Regions from separate parts of the Mus musculus genome. Here region 2 is linked to region 1. Evidence: chromatin loops called from intact Hi-C (ENCODE). Cell type or tissue: gastrocnemius. All regions are shown on one strand.

Region 1 (8,000 bases):
ATCTTCCCAAAGTCATAGGAGATAGACGGAGTGGAGAATGTGGAAAGCAAGGAGCCTGTGTGCACCGTTGACAGGGATGGAAATTAGCACAGCCGCTGTGAGAAGCAGTACAATGGGAGAAGCAGCCGTTGGTCCTGTGAAGGCTCCATGTCCCAGTGTAGGGGAATGCCAGGGCAGGGTGGCAGGAGTGGGTGGGTGGTTGAAGGAACACCTTCACAGAGCAGGGGCAGGGAGGACAGGATAGGGGTTTCTGGAGGGGAAACCAGGAAAGGGGATAACATTTTAAATGTAAATAAATAAAATATCCAATAAAAACAATATAAATAAAGTTTCTAGATAGATAGATAGATAGATAGATAGATAGATAGATAGATAGATAGATAGATGTATGTAACACAATCCGTTTGGTAGGTGGTTGCTTAGCTATTTCCTCTACATTGATATGCTGCCTTCTGTGGGTAGGAGAAAGGTGTGTGAGGCGCCAGAGGCTAAGCAAACATGTAAAGCCATGGTTTGGGAAGCTCAGAGAGTATCAAGGTCCACAAGGCTTCTCAGCAGAGCTGCATCATCCGTAGTGATTTGGAGGAACAGAGATTCTCCTGTGGAGCTGACTACAAATTGAGCATGGAGCTAAGGAGAGCTTCCATAAATCATCACCCATGCTGGCATGGGCTTTTATGTCATGGGGTTGTTACAGAGTCATCCATACCTTTGTAAATTACCCTTCACCCACACTCCTGTAAGTAACCCCAGGAAACTCACAGGCCCATTGACCTAGACTTGGGGGTAACAATTCTTTGGTCTGTCATCAAATAGATATTTTGATAGCTAGCTGGAGTGAATAGATATCTTTTAAGGTCTACCAAGAATATATATATATTCACTTCCATGTTGTATTACAGCATTGTTCATAATAGACAAGATCAAGAATTCTCCTATGTTTCTACCAAGAGGTGAATGGATAAAGCAAATTCATTGTGTTCAAACAAATGCAGCCTTATTAGTTTTGGGTTGTTTTTGGTTTGGTTTGGGTTTTTTGTTTTGTTTTGTTTTGTTTTGTTTTGTTTTGTTTTGGCTTTTTTTTTTTTTGGTTTTTTGGTTCTTTCGTTTTTCGAGACAGGGTTTCTCCGTATAGCTCTGGCTGTCCTGGAACTCACTTTGTAGACCCGGCTGGCCTCGAACTCATTGGTTTTTTAAATTAAAAAAAAATTTGTCATTTCGAACTACATAGTTGAACCTGGAAGACATTGCTCTAAGTGTATTAAACCAGGCTCCGAAACCCTGTTTTATATGCACTCGCTTCTGTGTAGACTGTAAAACACAAAATGTCCGGAACAGAGAATGTAATCGTGGCTGTCAGCCCCTGGGGAAGGGGTTCCCGTGAGGACGCGTTGGTGAAATGATACAAAGCTTCAGGTGGGAGGCAGCAGTTCAAGCAGTCTGTGACGGCTTGGATGAGAAGTGTTCCCCATAGGCTCAGGTTTGAACTCTTGATTGCCAGTAGGGGGCGATGTCAGCCGAAGTAGCACAGTCTTGGTGGAAGTACATCATTTGGTAAAGGCTTTGAGAGTTCATAGTCTCAACCTATGGACCTACTTACAGCTCTCTGCTTCATGTTTGTGTTTTAAAATGTGTTGGGAGGGAAAAGAAAGCAATCACAAGTGGGGAGGGAGGTAGGGACCTGGAGAGAAAGTGGACAGGGGTAGGTAAGGAGTGGAGGGAAGAGGTGAGCCTGGTCTGGTATTGGGTGAGGGAAAAGAACTGAAGCCCTGAGGGCCAGCAGAAAGAATGGAAACAGGCAACCTCAGGAAATAGGAGGTTGGGGGAACCCTGCAGAATGCACCAGAGACCTGGGAGGTGAGAGACTCTCAGGACTCAAAGAGTGGGACCTTAGATGAAATGCCTCTCCCAGTAGGAAGAGGGAACTTATAGAGCCCACCTCCAGCAGGAAGACAGGGCATCAAGTGAGGGGTGGGGTTGCCATCCCACAGTCACAGCTCTGACTCATAATTGTTCCTGTCTGAAAGAATTACAAGGATGGAAATGGAGAGGAGACTAAAGAAAAGAAGGTCCAGCTACAGGCCCAAAGTGGGATCCAGCTCAAGGGGAGGTCCCAAGGCCTGACACTATTACTGAGACTATGGAGTGCTCACAAAAAGGGAACTATCATGACTGCCTTCTGAAAGACCCAACAAACAGATGAAAGAGTCAAATGCAGATATTTGCACCCAGCCAGTGGACAGAAGCAACTGACCCCTGTTGTTGAATTAGGTAAGGCAGAAAGGAGCTGAGGAGGAGGCGATCCTGTAGGAGGACCAGCAGTCTCAATGAATCTGAACCCTGGAGATCTCTCAAACACTGGACCACCAAACAGACAGCATACAGCAGCTGATATGAGACCCCCAACACACATACAGTAGAGGACTGCTGGGTCTGTGTTCATTCAGAGATGATGCACCTAACCCTCAAGAGACTGGAAGCCCCAGGGAGTTTAGAGATCAGGTGGTGTGTGGGGTGGGGGCATCCACATGGAGACAGGGTGAGGAGGACGTATAGCATGTAGAGCAGTCAGAGGGTGGATGGGGGGTGTGTGTTGGGGAATGGAATATGGAGTGTAAAAAATAATTTTAAATAAATAAATAAATAAATAAATAAATAAATAAATAGTGTGATCTCTCAGCTCCCTGCTTGTGCCACCATGCCTGATACACATTTTCCTCCCTGCCCGCCATCAGCCATCATGCTTCCCCACTGTGGTGGACTGTGGACTGTAAGCCAAAACAAACACTTCCTTCTCTAAGCTGATATTTGACCACAACGACAGAGAACGAACTCATATATGGTCTTATAACAGTTACTCTTCATTGTCTGCCTGACTGGATTTGATACCGCCTAGGCAACACACCTCTGGTTGTGTCTGAGGGTGTTTCCGGGGCCCAGGGAGGGAAGGTTGTGGGCGCTACAGCGTAATGGGCCGGGGTCCTAAAATTAACCGTAGACACAGGACGTTTCAGTATCTTGATATCCCTGGATGTGAACAAGGTCTTTTTGCCACAGACATAAACCACTCCCATGTCATGCCTCATGCCTTCCTTGCCGTAACAGACTGTGCCGCCTGCCAGGGGCATCCAGGGTGCTGTCATCTACGGTTGTGTCAGGCCATGGTTATTGCTGTCAGGCTGCATGCAGCCCACAGGCTGCAGCTCAGACATACCTGCAGCAAGGAGCCAAAGTGGATCCTCTGGCTCCCGTCCGGTGCCTTAATCAGGTATTTTGCCCTGGCACCTTTGAAAGCAACTAAACAGGTCTGTTGTACCACTTGGGGACTAGAGTTAATAAGAAATTATTATATGTTGGAAAATTGATTGGAGAACATGGTTTAAGTGTTCTTACCACACAGAATAGAATGTCTATAAACTAAGCTAAGCGTATTTACCCATCACACACACACACACACACACACACACACACACACACACTATGTTGTACACCATAAGTATACACAATTTTATCTCTTTAAAAGTTTTTAAAGGCAGGGGCTGGGGAGATGTCTTAGTGGTAAAATGTCTGCTCCCAAAGCCTGAGTGCCAGGGTTCCGAACCTTGCCACCACATAAAGGCCATGTGTGGGATTTATAACCCATTTATAACCCAAGAACTGGGGCTTAGGGACAGGGAAACACAACAAAACATGACATAGATGTTCCTAGCTCCATGCCCAGCCAGCGTAGCCAATCAGCGTCCACAAAATAAATAAATAAATAAATAAATAAATAAATAAATAAATAAATAAATAAGGTGGAGAGAGGAATGTGTCCAACACCAATCTCTGGCCTCCACACGAATGTATATACACATAATCACACATTCATCCCTCCTCACACATACATACATACACACACACATTAAAAACGTTTAAAATATGAGTTGTTAAATGAATTGTAAGTAAAACTGATTCCTAAAGCAACACGACTTACACCGATCAAACATGTTTAACAACGTTTAGATCTTGAAGATGCCCTCCTTAAAGCAGAATTACCTAGGGGGAAAGCCCCAAGGTTGACTACATTCTGAGACAGTTTTTAAGCAGTAGTAGTCAAGATTTAGGGGGCTAGATCAGATACGGTGGACAATGGCGCCCCCTCGTGGACTCTGGAAGCTGATGCACCAGATGTTCTCAGTTTTTGGAGTGATATGAACATGATTCTTTCAAACGTTTGCATTTGTTTTTGGTTTTGCTTTTTTTTAAATGACCATCTTCACATTAATTTCAGTGCATTATCCATCACCATGGATCAACTATAGCATGTGGTATTTTGAGGCTGACTTTTAGACAACACACTTTTAGGAAAGCACCCACACATACGTGTGTGTGTGTGTGTGTGTGTGTGTGTGTGTGTGTGTGTGTGTGTGTGTGTGTGTAAGCACTGAAAATTCAGTGTCATCCTGACAGGCCCAGTGCCCTAAATACCACGAGCGCAGGCTCAGGCTCATCCCTGGCGGAACCCTGTCTTTAAGTGGGTCTGGATATGTCCGCCTATTTTATGTGTTCCTATGCACATCATGAGAAATGATGGCTGTGATTGACTTTGTGAAGATTGAAATTATTGAAACGTGCAAATTTCAATCACCATGATTAGTAGGGATTGGTTGACTGAAGGAGAGTAAGTTTCCAAATGCATACTAATCAGCTTGACACCCTGAAACGTGGTTGCAGCTACATGCTAACATGCTATGATTAATTATCCTACTTCTCCATCATTTTTTTTCTCTTTTGGAAGTCTTATGTTACTCTGGGTGGTGCTTAGTTGTAAAATACTAGCACAGAACACCTATGCAGTCTGCTGGATACTAAGATTTTAAATGTAGATTGCACTTATTCTTCCCATCAATGCTTTGAGGAGGATATTCCATTTTCATAAAAATGATTATGAAAGTTTAGAGGATTGTGACCAGGAGTCCTCAGGGCTGCGAGTGGCAGCACCTGCATTTGAACTCAAGTACCCCTATCCCACATTTCCTGTTGCTAAAACAATGTGAAGGTCTGTCTCCCTATGTCTACACAACTTTTACTAAGTGAAATATCTCAGGAGCAGGAAGGTAGCTCAGTGGGTAAGAGTGCTTTCTTTGCCAGGATGAGGACTTGGGTTGGAATTTTATGCATCCACACATGGCTTAGGCATGACTGAATGCTGGTGCCTCTGGCTTTGGCAAAGAGACAGGTGTGGCCCCAAGAGCTTCCTGGCCAGTCAGCCGAGAACAAATGATAAGCTCCAAGTTCGTTGGGAGACCCTGTCTCAAAGTAGCAAGACAGACAGTAGGAGCAGTAGAGGACTAGAGGGGACAGCCTGCTCTGGACTGCACACACACGTGTATCCACACACTCATGTGCATACATCATAGACACGCTCATATGCATTCATCACACTCGCATGTCTACATATCATATACACATGTGCATAAATCACACACAGTCACACACTTGTACAAAGCACACATACTACGTACATACATCACATATGTACTCAAATACTCATGAGCACCCCCCCTCTCTCTGAAGAATGCACACATGCACATACACCCACACTCACATAAAATGTCTTGGTAAACAATCTTTTTCTATACTTCAGTTTCATTATTTGTACCATCTGTCCTTTCGGCTTGTTTATGCTGCTTGAAAATGTTGCATATGTATAGCAGTTGAGCACACTACCTGGAAGGTGAGATTGTCCACCATCTGAATGTGTCATGCCTTACAGTGGGTGGACTCCCAGCTGTGGTCGTAAATCCGTGTTTTCTAAGGAACCACAGCATTGGCATCTGGGAAGGGCACATAGCTTAGCTAGCACAGGGAAGCTCTACTTCTCAGTGCCTGATTTGATGAGCAGTCTTAACAGCATCCTCTGCCTTTTAAATTTTCATTTGGCTTGGCAACAGCAACACAAATCCACCTTTAAAAATTCTAAATTTACAAATCACATCACCCAATGTAGTGTTCACTATCTAAAAAATAGTATGTGTGTGAGTCTCCTTTATAAACAGAAAGTTTTCTTCATATTAAAAAAAAAATGTCTAGCCAGGAAGTGATGGCACATTCCACATTCCAGCATTTGGGAGGTAGAGGCAGGTAGATCTCTGAGACCAGGCTGGTCTACAGAGTGAGTTCCAGGACAGCAAGGACTACACAGAGAAACCCTGTCATGAAACACTCCCCCTCCCCCAATCTGAAGAATTCCACAACAGACTCTCCAAGAGGCAGCTGTGCGGTCTCCCTGCACACCTGTAGTGAGGAGAAGAAATTCTGAACCAACCACCATTGGATGATTTCTCCATAGTATGAATGTCCATAGACTTTATTTACACAAATCTACATGATGTAGGGTAACTTGTGGCCAAGCTGTATTCGATGAAATAAATGCCACCCAACACACTTGTAGCTGACAACATTATCATAGTACCAAATGGTTAGACACTCCTGAAATGTGGCCCACTAAGAGAACTCAGAAACATAACATGTGTGAGCTTGCTAACAGGGCAGATTGTATTATAGAAAGATTTTATTTTATTTTTTAAGTAGAGAACATACACTCTACAATCACAAAATTATCGTATAACAAATGCATAAACCAGTAACATAGTCATTTATTATTATTACCAGGTACTATCTACTTTACACAATTATATATACTGCTTTTTCATATCGCTTGCTATACAGTGGGTTTGTCTACACCAGTGTCCCCACAGACACCTGAGTAATGCATTGTGATTACAACCTACAAGGGTGTCTACAAGGTTGCTATGAGAGCTGGTTTGAATGACATGTTCCCCATAGACTTGGCCTTGGTTCCCAGTGGGTACTGTTTGGAAGGTGTGGCCTTGGGAGGTGACTCCGTTGGTAAGATGCAAGCATGAGGACATGCGTTCAGATCCTGAACACTCATGCAAAAGCTAGATGTAGCTGTAGGAAAGCGGGGTACTGATGTAGCCATTAACCCAGAGCTGGGGAAGTGGAGACAGGCAGACTTCTGGAGCTTAGTGATCGGTCAGTCTATCCAAATTCATGAGCTCCAGGTTCAGTGAGAGACACTTGTTGCAACAAGTATGACAGAAGGCAGTGGAGGAAGATATGACATCAGACTCTGGCCTCCCTATGCATCTACATACACATGTCTGAGCACCTGAACAAATATGCCCACACCCACATGAATATCTATGTAGGCATACACACACACACACACACACACACACACACACACACACACACACACATACACACACACGGGGAGAGAGAGAGAGAGAGAGAGAGGGAGAGAGAGAGAGAGAGAGAGAGAGAATGTGAGACGGAGTAAGGGATAGCTTATAATGGACATGCATCCTGAGCCCAGTGGAATTGTAGGTATCAGGTAGAGTCAGATCAGGCAGCCCTTTCTCTTTTCTGAATAAGTCAGGAGATCATTTCTGTGTTCTATGCACGTGTATGAGCACTACAACTTCCTCAACTCAAGCTAAGCTCAACTGCACCCAAGACCTCACATAGCTAGCTCTGTGCTGTTAGGATTTCCTTTGTCTTCCCAGGATAGTGATCTTCTATTTCTGTTGTTTAGAGCTCAGTTAAGAATCCCGTGCATAAGAGCATCACAGAGGACATCTGTCGACTGTGGACAACCATGTACAATGGAGGGATGGAGGGATGGAGTAGGGTGGGGATAAAAACCAAAGCTACAAATGTTTGAATCTCATTTGGTGTGGTCTGTATTGATGAGCCCACAGGCACTTATCTTCTTTTCCTTCTGCCATTTAATCACCTACTGGAGGTTCCAGATAAGAGCTGTAAATGAAATCGGTTCCTTGGCTGGGCAGCTGGGCTGCGTGGAATTCATGACAAAGAGCTGTATTTGCAAAAAGAATAGAAAAAGTGCTGAATTCAGACGCAAGCAGACCGGTTTACACTGACTTATAGTCCTCCACTAACTTGTGGGGAACTCTTGTATGGGGTCAGTA
Region 2 (8,000 bases), 240 kb before region 1:
TATGAGACCTTAGAGCCCACCTCCACAGTGACATACTTCCTCCAACAAGGTCACACCTCCCAATAGTGCAGTTACTTATGGGCCAAGCATTCAAACATATGAGTCTATGGGCCCATACCAACCGCCACACATACATAATGCCATGCCATCTCTCTGCTATCCTTATTCTAGTCACCTGTCATACAAAATTTGCCATCACAGGATAAATTCATATAAATACACATCTTAAAAAAATAGGCCAAAGGTATGTTATTGCCTTTAATATAGACTGAAAAAGATATAGAATTTAGAAAGCTTGGCCTGGTGGTACCAGCCTGTACGTAATGCCAGCTGCTTTGAAGTCTGAGGCGGGAGGATCACAAGTTCAAAGCCTGCCTGGGCTACAGAATGTGTTCAGGACTGGTTTGTATAACCCCTACATTAGATAGATAGATAGATAGATAGATAGATAGATAGATAGATAGATAGATAGATAGATAGATAGATGATAGATAGATAGATAGATAGTTAGATAGATAGATAGATAGATAGATAGATAGATAGATAGATAGATAGATATTAACAAGAAAAGGGGAAGTGGAAAGGCATCCCGATGGTAGCGTACTTGCCAAGTGCATGCATGAAGCCCTAGGTTTCCTCCTGACTCAAACAACAACAAGACATAGGTAAGAACTATGAGGGAAAATAATAAAATAGTGGCACTGTTCCTGGCAAGCGACAGACGTCCTATGAGTGGGAAAGGAGGGAGACATGGGTGTGTGGGACATAAGCTCCCTGCGAGATCTGATGCTTCTGTGGCTGCCAAATACACTCTACCTCTCTTGCTCTCTTTATGCATGTAAGTGTATGCAGTATGCATGCATGTTCAAGTGTAAGAGTTTACATGTATGTGTGCATGTGTGTGTGTGTGTGTGCCCACTCATGTCCATATAGAGGCATGTGGAGGCCACATGTTAATGCTGGGTGCCCTCTTCAATTGCTCTTCACTTTACAGAGAAGGGGCATCTCATTGAATCTGAGCCTCCCAGGTTTGGTTACTCCAGCTAGACAGCTTACCTGGGAGACCCCAGCTCAGGCTGTGAGAACTGGATTGTAGGTGGCCTGCCATGGCCACCAGGCTTTGTGTGGTACTGGGAATTCAACACCTGTACTACGAGTGTGTATGTAGGTGCCCAAGGGATTCAGAGACTCAGATTCCCTGGAGCCAGAGTCACAGGTGATTGTGAACCAACTGATGTAGGTTCTGGGAACCGGGAAAATCAGTTCTTCAAGAAGAGCAGCTCATGTTCTTTAACTCCCACCCCCTGAGCCATCTCTCCAGCTCCAGAGTCTAGTCTTTTTTTTTTTTTTTTTTTTTTTTGGTTTTTCCAGACAGGGTTTCTCTGTATAGCCCTTGCTGTCCTGGAACTCACTCTGTAGACCAGGCTGGCCTCAAACTCAGAAATCCACCTGCCTCTGCCTCCCGAGTGCTGGGATTAAAGGTGTGCGCCACCACACCTAGAGAGTCTAGTCTTTTGTTGCGGGTGAATGAATTCGCAGACTCTTGCATGCACTTGTATTGTACTTTACGAACACGACACCACAGAAGTCAATGAGACTCATGACTTTAACTGATGATCAAGTTGATTAAGTGGCTTTGAAAGCTCATTGGGGGGAATTGATAGACCTCCCAAAAGAGGTTAATCATGCGAGGGAACTGGGCTGTAATATTTCCCATTTTGGTTGGTGACCTCTATATCTAATAAACACGATTTTCAGCTACTGCTTTCATATATACGTGCTCAGTTGTAAACAAAGGAACTTAATAGGACTTGAATTGGATAAGTGTCTTGAGGCGTTATTTAAAGCATTCTCTTTCTTCCGACAGAATCACTGAGATTTATGGTTTCGGTTGCTAAAGACTCTCCCAGGGAAGACAAATAAGACAGCACACACGAGCTCCATTTTATTAGGTTAATTTAAAAGGACAGCCTAGAGGGAAGCAAAGGAGCTTGGGGTGTGAGCCACTGGATAAAACCGGTGAAATTCATGGCCCTTGGAATGAGTCCCAAGGCGGGATTTTACTCAGTGACAGGTAGTTTCTTTGCTCTGCCTTGATTTCCTTGACTGACAAGAGCCTAATAATGCAGGAGTGAGCTCAAGAGTGGGTGTGCTGGGGAAGCTGACCCCATCTCAACCAGCTCCTGCTGGGAAAATGGCAGTCAGCAAGGAGGGAGAAGTTTCCCTTTCTCTGCCAAGCTTCAGCCAACAGTTCTTCTAGTCCTTATTATTTTGTGATTCTATATGGCTGAATAACTCAATTCTGGTAAAAAAAATATTAAATAGAAAACAAAAAAGGCAAAGAAGCTTAGGGCCTGGGCTTCCTTCTCCCTGGGCATTGCCAGAGTTGCTCAGCTTAGATGTCAGGAATCACACCATAATCCTGGTCATTGTACGCAATGCTCGGCCATCATCACTACTGAACAATGCTGGGAATATTTTTTAATTAAATTAATTTTTAAAGTTAGTGGTCAAAAGCTTTAGATATCAGCATGGCAGAGTCAAACAAAGTGTGTCTTAGGAGATCATCCTCCCCCTCCTCCTCACCTTCCTCCTCACCCTCCTCCTCCCCCTTCTCCTCCCCCTTCTCCTCCCCCTTCTCCTCCCCCTCCCCCTCCTCCCCTCCCTCCTCTCCTCTTCCCTCCCTCCTTGCCCTCCCCTTTCCTCCTCTCCCCTCCCCTCCCCCTCCTTTTCTCTCATCTCCCCCTCCCCTCCTCTCCTTCCTCCCCTCCTCTTCTCTTCCTCCTCCCCCTCCCCTCCTCTCCTTTCCCTCCTCCCCATCTTCTCCTCTCCCTCCTGCCCCTCCCTTCCTCTACTCTCCCCCTCCCTCTTCCCTCCTCTCCTCTTTTCTCCCCCTCCCCTCCTCTCCCTCCTCTCCAGTACCTCCTCTCTTCTGCCCCTCCCTCTCCACATTTTCCTCCCCCTCTTCCTCCAGTCATCTGCTCTCTCATCCTCATCCTCGCTCTGGCCTCTTTTCCAGTTTAAAGTCACATGTAACCTTTTGTCCCCACCTCCTTCCTTGGGGTTTCATGTTACTTTTTCTTGGCTTCTTTTCTAGTTCTTCGGGCTTGAAGCACATTTACCCCCAGTTGTGTTCATGCCTGTGTACAGACTGAGATTCTCTCGTGAGAGAGCATGCAGTATTTGTCTTTTAGGGCTTAGATGGCCCCACTCACTATACTCCTCAGACCAGCTCATCTCCCTACACATTTCATTTTACTCAAGGCTGAGTACAATTTAATCATGTACATATACATTTCCACTATCTATGTGTCTGTTGATGGACACTTTGGCTGGTTTAATTTCCTTGACACTGTGATTGAACACAGATATCCAAGAATCTCTGTGGTGAGGTATGGTGTTCTTTGGGTCCCTGCCAAGGGTGGTATACTGGGTCATATTGTAGCTCTATTTTTAATTTTTTTATAAACTCCAGAAGGTTTTAATCATATAGACTTCATCACCCAAAGAACGGTGGAGGATCCTCTCTATGCGAAGGGCAACGCAGTCAACTTTGCTTTTGCACTAGAGGGAGGCCAGACCATAGCTAATTAGTGTCTGCCACCCAGAGCAGGACAGATGGAACCCACGTTGCCCTGTGAGGAGCTTGGCATCTGGTCCCACATGCAGTGGGTGGCTGCAAAAGCCTGCAGCTATGACAGCTGTTTGGCTCCATATCAGATGTTCCAAACCTGAATACAAGTACCTGAGCGAAGTTACACGGGATGAACGGTGTGGGTATCCCTCCAGGAAGAGCACTGCACTTCAGGAAGTCACAGGGACACAATCAATGAACCTAACAAAGGTAGACTAGGAAACAAAACACTTCTGAATCTAGGACTCTTATCAGAAACTCCTTAGCAATATTTTCTTATAAACAGCTTATCTCCTGAATATCATAATAACATAGGTTTTGAAAACATCACTATAGCATTCAGATGACCTTGAAAGTTCTGTGCTGCGACTTCCTGGATGAGCAGAACATTGTTACCTTTAACTCCTTGTGTGTGGTTACAGTCATTTGGAATGTAATGATGCTTTGATTTGTATATGGCCTTTAGTTGATCCTTTCCCCTTTTGTTTTCTTCCCTTAAAGGCATGCTTCCAAAGCCCTCTCTCTAAGATTACTTCATCTCCATTTTACTTTTATCGAGGTGTTGTCCTTGTTTTGTTTGTTTGGGACTAGGTCTTACTGTGCATCACTGATTGGCTGAGCATGCGCTATGTAGATCTTGCTAGTCTGGATTTGAACTTACAGAGATCTGCCTATCCCTGTCACTCAAGGGCTGAGATTAAAGGTGTGCATCACTATGCCTGACTACATTTTTATTTTTAATAATGTGTGTGTGTGTGTGTGTGTGTGTGTGTGTAATGTAGGTATGCTTAGGTCAGATACCAACCCTAGAGTTGAAGTTGTAAATACATAGGTGGTTGCGAGCCTCCTGATGTTGCTGCTGGGGTTGAATCTGGGTCTTTTGCAAGAGCAATATGTGCTCCTAACTGATGACCACCCCTGTGTCTATCTCTCTCCATTTCCTTTATTTTTATCTATTACTATGAATCAACTCATCCGTCTGTTAAAACACAGTCCTAGGGATTCTGACTTGGATGGTCTGCTCAGAGTCCCAATCATTTGGATGCCTCATAGTCTCCTGCTGTTACTAATGCTGGTGTTCCTGGTCCAAGGAGATGACCACAGCTATCCATATCTATATCTGTATCTGTATCCGTATCCGTATCTGTATCTGTATCTGTACCTGTACCTGTACCTGTACCTGTACCTGTGCCTATATCTATATCATCTATTTACATGTATCTCACTGTCCTTGTTAGCTTTACATGTTGACTTGTTGAGGACTAGAGCTGCTGAGAGGAAACCCTCAGTTGAGGAATTATCTACCTCACACTGTCCTGTGGGCATGTCTGGGGATGCCTCGCTTTGATTATTAACCGATGTAGGGTCCTGCCCTGTTAAATAACTTTCCCCAAGCACAAATTCCCTGAGACAAATGAGAACATTGGTGCATAGAGGCAGCACACATGTGATATGTTATTATCACTCTTTTCCTCGACTCCTTTCCTGTAGTCCACGTGGAGTTTTAAACCCACATCCTTCCATCCTTCGAGGCAATTTTGCCTGAAAATGTTCAATGCTCACAGCAAGGGGAGCTCTTTCATCTTGTGAACAGAGGGCTGTACTTTCCTGTTCTTGGGGCTATTTGTCCATGAGCTTTCTGCAGATGCTGCCTCTGCCTGAGTCTTCCTGGGACTCTCTGGTGAGTTGCATTCTCATCTTTTTAACTAGTTGAAAGCATTACTTTCTGTCTGCTGAGATACCAAGGCTCTATATCTGCTAAGGTTTTGAGATGAGAGGTTGCCACGTAGGCAGGGCATGTGCTTTTAAACACTAACAGTGTAGAGCTAAGGGGATAATGGGTCAGTGAGGACATGCTTTCTGCATCTGTGTGAGGACCTGAGTTCAAATTCCGGAAGCTATTTAAAGTCAGGCATGATAGTATGTATACATTTGCAACCTCAGGCCAGATAGAAGTCAGAGACAGGAGAATTTTCTACAGTTACAGGCCCACTAGCCCGACATATACAGCAGTGAACAAGAGACCCTGTTTAAACAAGGTTAACAGTGAGGACAAACATCCAGGGTTGTCCTCTGGTCTCCAGACACACGCCATAACACCGTTACAACACTGTACACATGAATTTGCATGCACACATAACACACTTATCAAATTCACAAAATGATGTAAATTAATGAATACAAAAAAAATAGTGTTGTATGCTGTTGTCGACTTGATTCTATCGGTTTTGTATCTTTTAACTTCAACTTAGTTACTCTGAAAATGCTAAGCAGGAGCTACCCCTGTGTTGGTTTTACAGATGCTGAACACGGCCCAGCCCCTGATTGGTGCCTCACAGCCTCCTCCCTAGCTGCTCATCACTTTCTGGCTGTAGAGAGATTTATTGGTAGGAGCTGACAGGAATAGTTATCACACACCTTACAGTCCTTGGCTACAGAAGTCAGACCTTGATGGTTTAGAAGGCCTCTGCTTTTGGGTATAATATCATTCCTTCACTTAGCACCTATTTTCCTGTTGAAAACCTCCATTTTTCTTTTAGAAAAACTAAACTTTTTTTTTTTATGTTAAAGAAACTATTCACACCTTTTGCTAAATTTTCAAGCCACCAAGTAACGAACACGGTGCCTACACACGAAAGACAATAAGTGATACGGTTGATGCTATAATTTCCCTGATAATTTATGCACCATCCACGGAATTGGCTTTGGTAAGTGGAAAAGGCATCACTCACAGCAGTCACAGTCAATCTCTGTTGAGGCAAAGAAGTGGCTGAAAGCAGGGCTTTTAGCTCTGTCTCCCTCTGACTCATTTGTAAGCATTAAAACAAAAACAAAAACAAACAAAAAACCTAAATAAATAAAAAGAAATCCTGACAGAAATATTTGCTTCCAAATGCACTAAACCTCCAGCCGCTGCTTCCCGGTTACCATCCTTAATGCTAGGAAGGCAGGGTGATGGCTGAAGCAGGGCTGTATCTCTTTAAGAAACATAGTTGCAACTAAAGAGATAAGACCAGACCAAGAATTAGCTGCCTGTGTATTGCATAGCTTTACGGAAATTTGAGAGGAGTGGGTTTGTTTGGGAAAATTAGATACTGTGTCTGATTTTTTTCAGACTCGAGTCTGCTTGGAGACCCCTCTCTTCCAAGTCCCCCCAAGGCTGCTATAAAACAGCAGCGGGAGCTAGGTAGTGATCTACTGACATGCTGTCTCTTGATGCAACGGGGCTTGTGTTTAGTTATTGTTTATTCTTGGCAGTACACTTTTGAGAACGTAATTGCTTTTTCTACAGAAGATAAAAGCATTCAAAATTCTGGAAAGTGCATTTATCCTTACCGCTCTTGTGGAAGAGTGAGATAAACAGTCTACCCATCTTCCCTGGCTTGCTCCTGTCGCTGTTCTTCCAAAGGCGACAGTATGTAGCACTGGGCTGAACAGTCTGTCTAGTCCCATGACATTCAGAGTTCCTGAACTCTGACCTCCACTTAACTTCCTGGTTAGCCTTTTTCTATATCTGCACCCTTCTACACCTAACAGTTTAGCTATGTTGACTTTAAAAAGAATAGGTTGATATAAAAAAAAGAATATATTTGGTTCATACCCTGGAAATATTCTTCCAAGCTATATTTTATGCTTTGTGATTTCCATCAAGTTTCTAGAATAATTTTATCCAAACCCACACCTAAAGATTTAATATATGGCTAATAAGTCTCTCTAGTGGCATCTTGGGGATACATGTTGTACAAACTAATAACAGCTGTCAGATTTGAGAGAGATATCTTTTAGTAAATGGCTTGCTATCTAAGCATGAGGAGATGTGTTCAAACCCCAGTACCCAAATAAAAAAACATGATGGTAAGCCATGACTGTAAGTACTTGTATTGGGCTCCAGGCTACCGAAAGACCTTGTCCAAAATTCAAATTAGATGTCTCCTAAGTAATAATACCAATGTACTCTGGCTTTTTCTATATGAAGATGCATACCCACACAAATGTGCATACCTGCTCACACACAAGAGTGGGTGCACATGTATGTGTGAGCACACACACAGCTACAAAGACACGCAGACATGCACACAGACACACACAAACATACCAGCATGAACAAAATATACCCTGACACTTACTTTATAATAGCAAATCACCTTTATCTTGCACCTTGGGTGTAACTTTTGGGTGTTATGAAATTAGAAAGATTAACGTTTCAAGCCAGTAGGGCTTATATCAAGAGTAATGGCTTCTCTCTCATACTTTGTTTTATCTAAACATAGACACAGGACCAGGATGTTAGCTTCTGAGTATCCATGGTCTCCAGCTGGGAAATAATCAGTGAGATAAAGAATAAGATTGCAGAGATGTGCAGGAC

Evidence for each region. A loop is a pair of places that touch in the nucleus more often than their neighbours do. Peaks named below come from ENCODE experiments on the same cell type or tissue, not always from the same donor. Only the 100,000 strongest peaks of a DNase experiment are listed, where the experiment ranks them.
Region 2: a loop joins it to region 1, with 4 times the contacts of the local background. A loop is called at or near these places in 27 of 42 quality-filtered maps.

What each region holds. Positions count from the first base shown.
Region 1 is chr17:44,126,502-44,134,501 of GRCm38, forward strand. No RefSeq gene overlaps it. Among named protein-coding and RNA genes, the nearest start is that of Enpp4, 25 kb to the left of the region's middle. In gastrocnemius, CTCF peaks have their summits at 1,494 (motif pointing right) and 4,145 (motif pointing left); DNase peaks (open chromatin) are centred at 3,086 and 4,132.
Region 2 is chr17:43,884,498-43,892,497 of GRCm38, forward strand. The region is part of intron 2 of Rcan2 (regulator of calcineurin 2); the gene reads left to right. Among named protein-coding and RNA genes, the nearest start is that of Rcan2, 87 kb to the left of the region's middle. In gastrocnemius, no CTCF peak of the experiment used is centred here; a DNase peak (open chromatin) is centred at 3,599.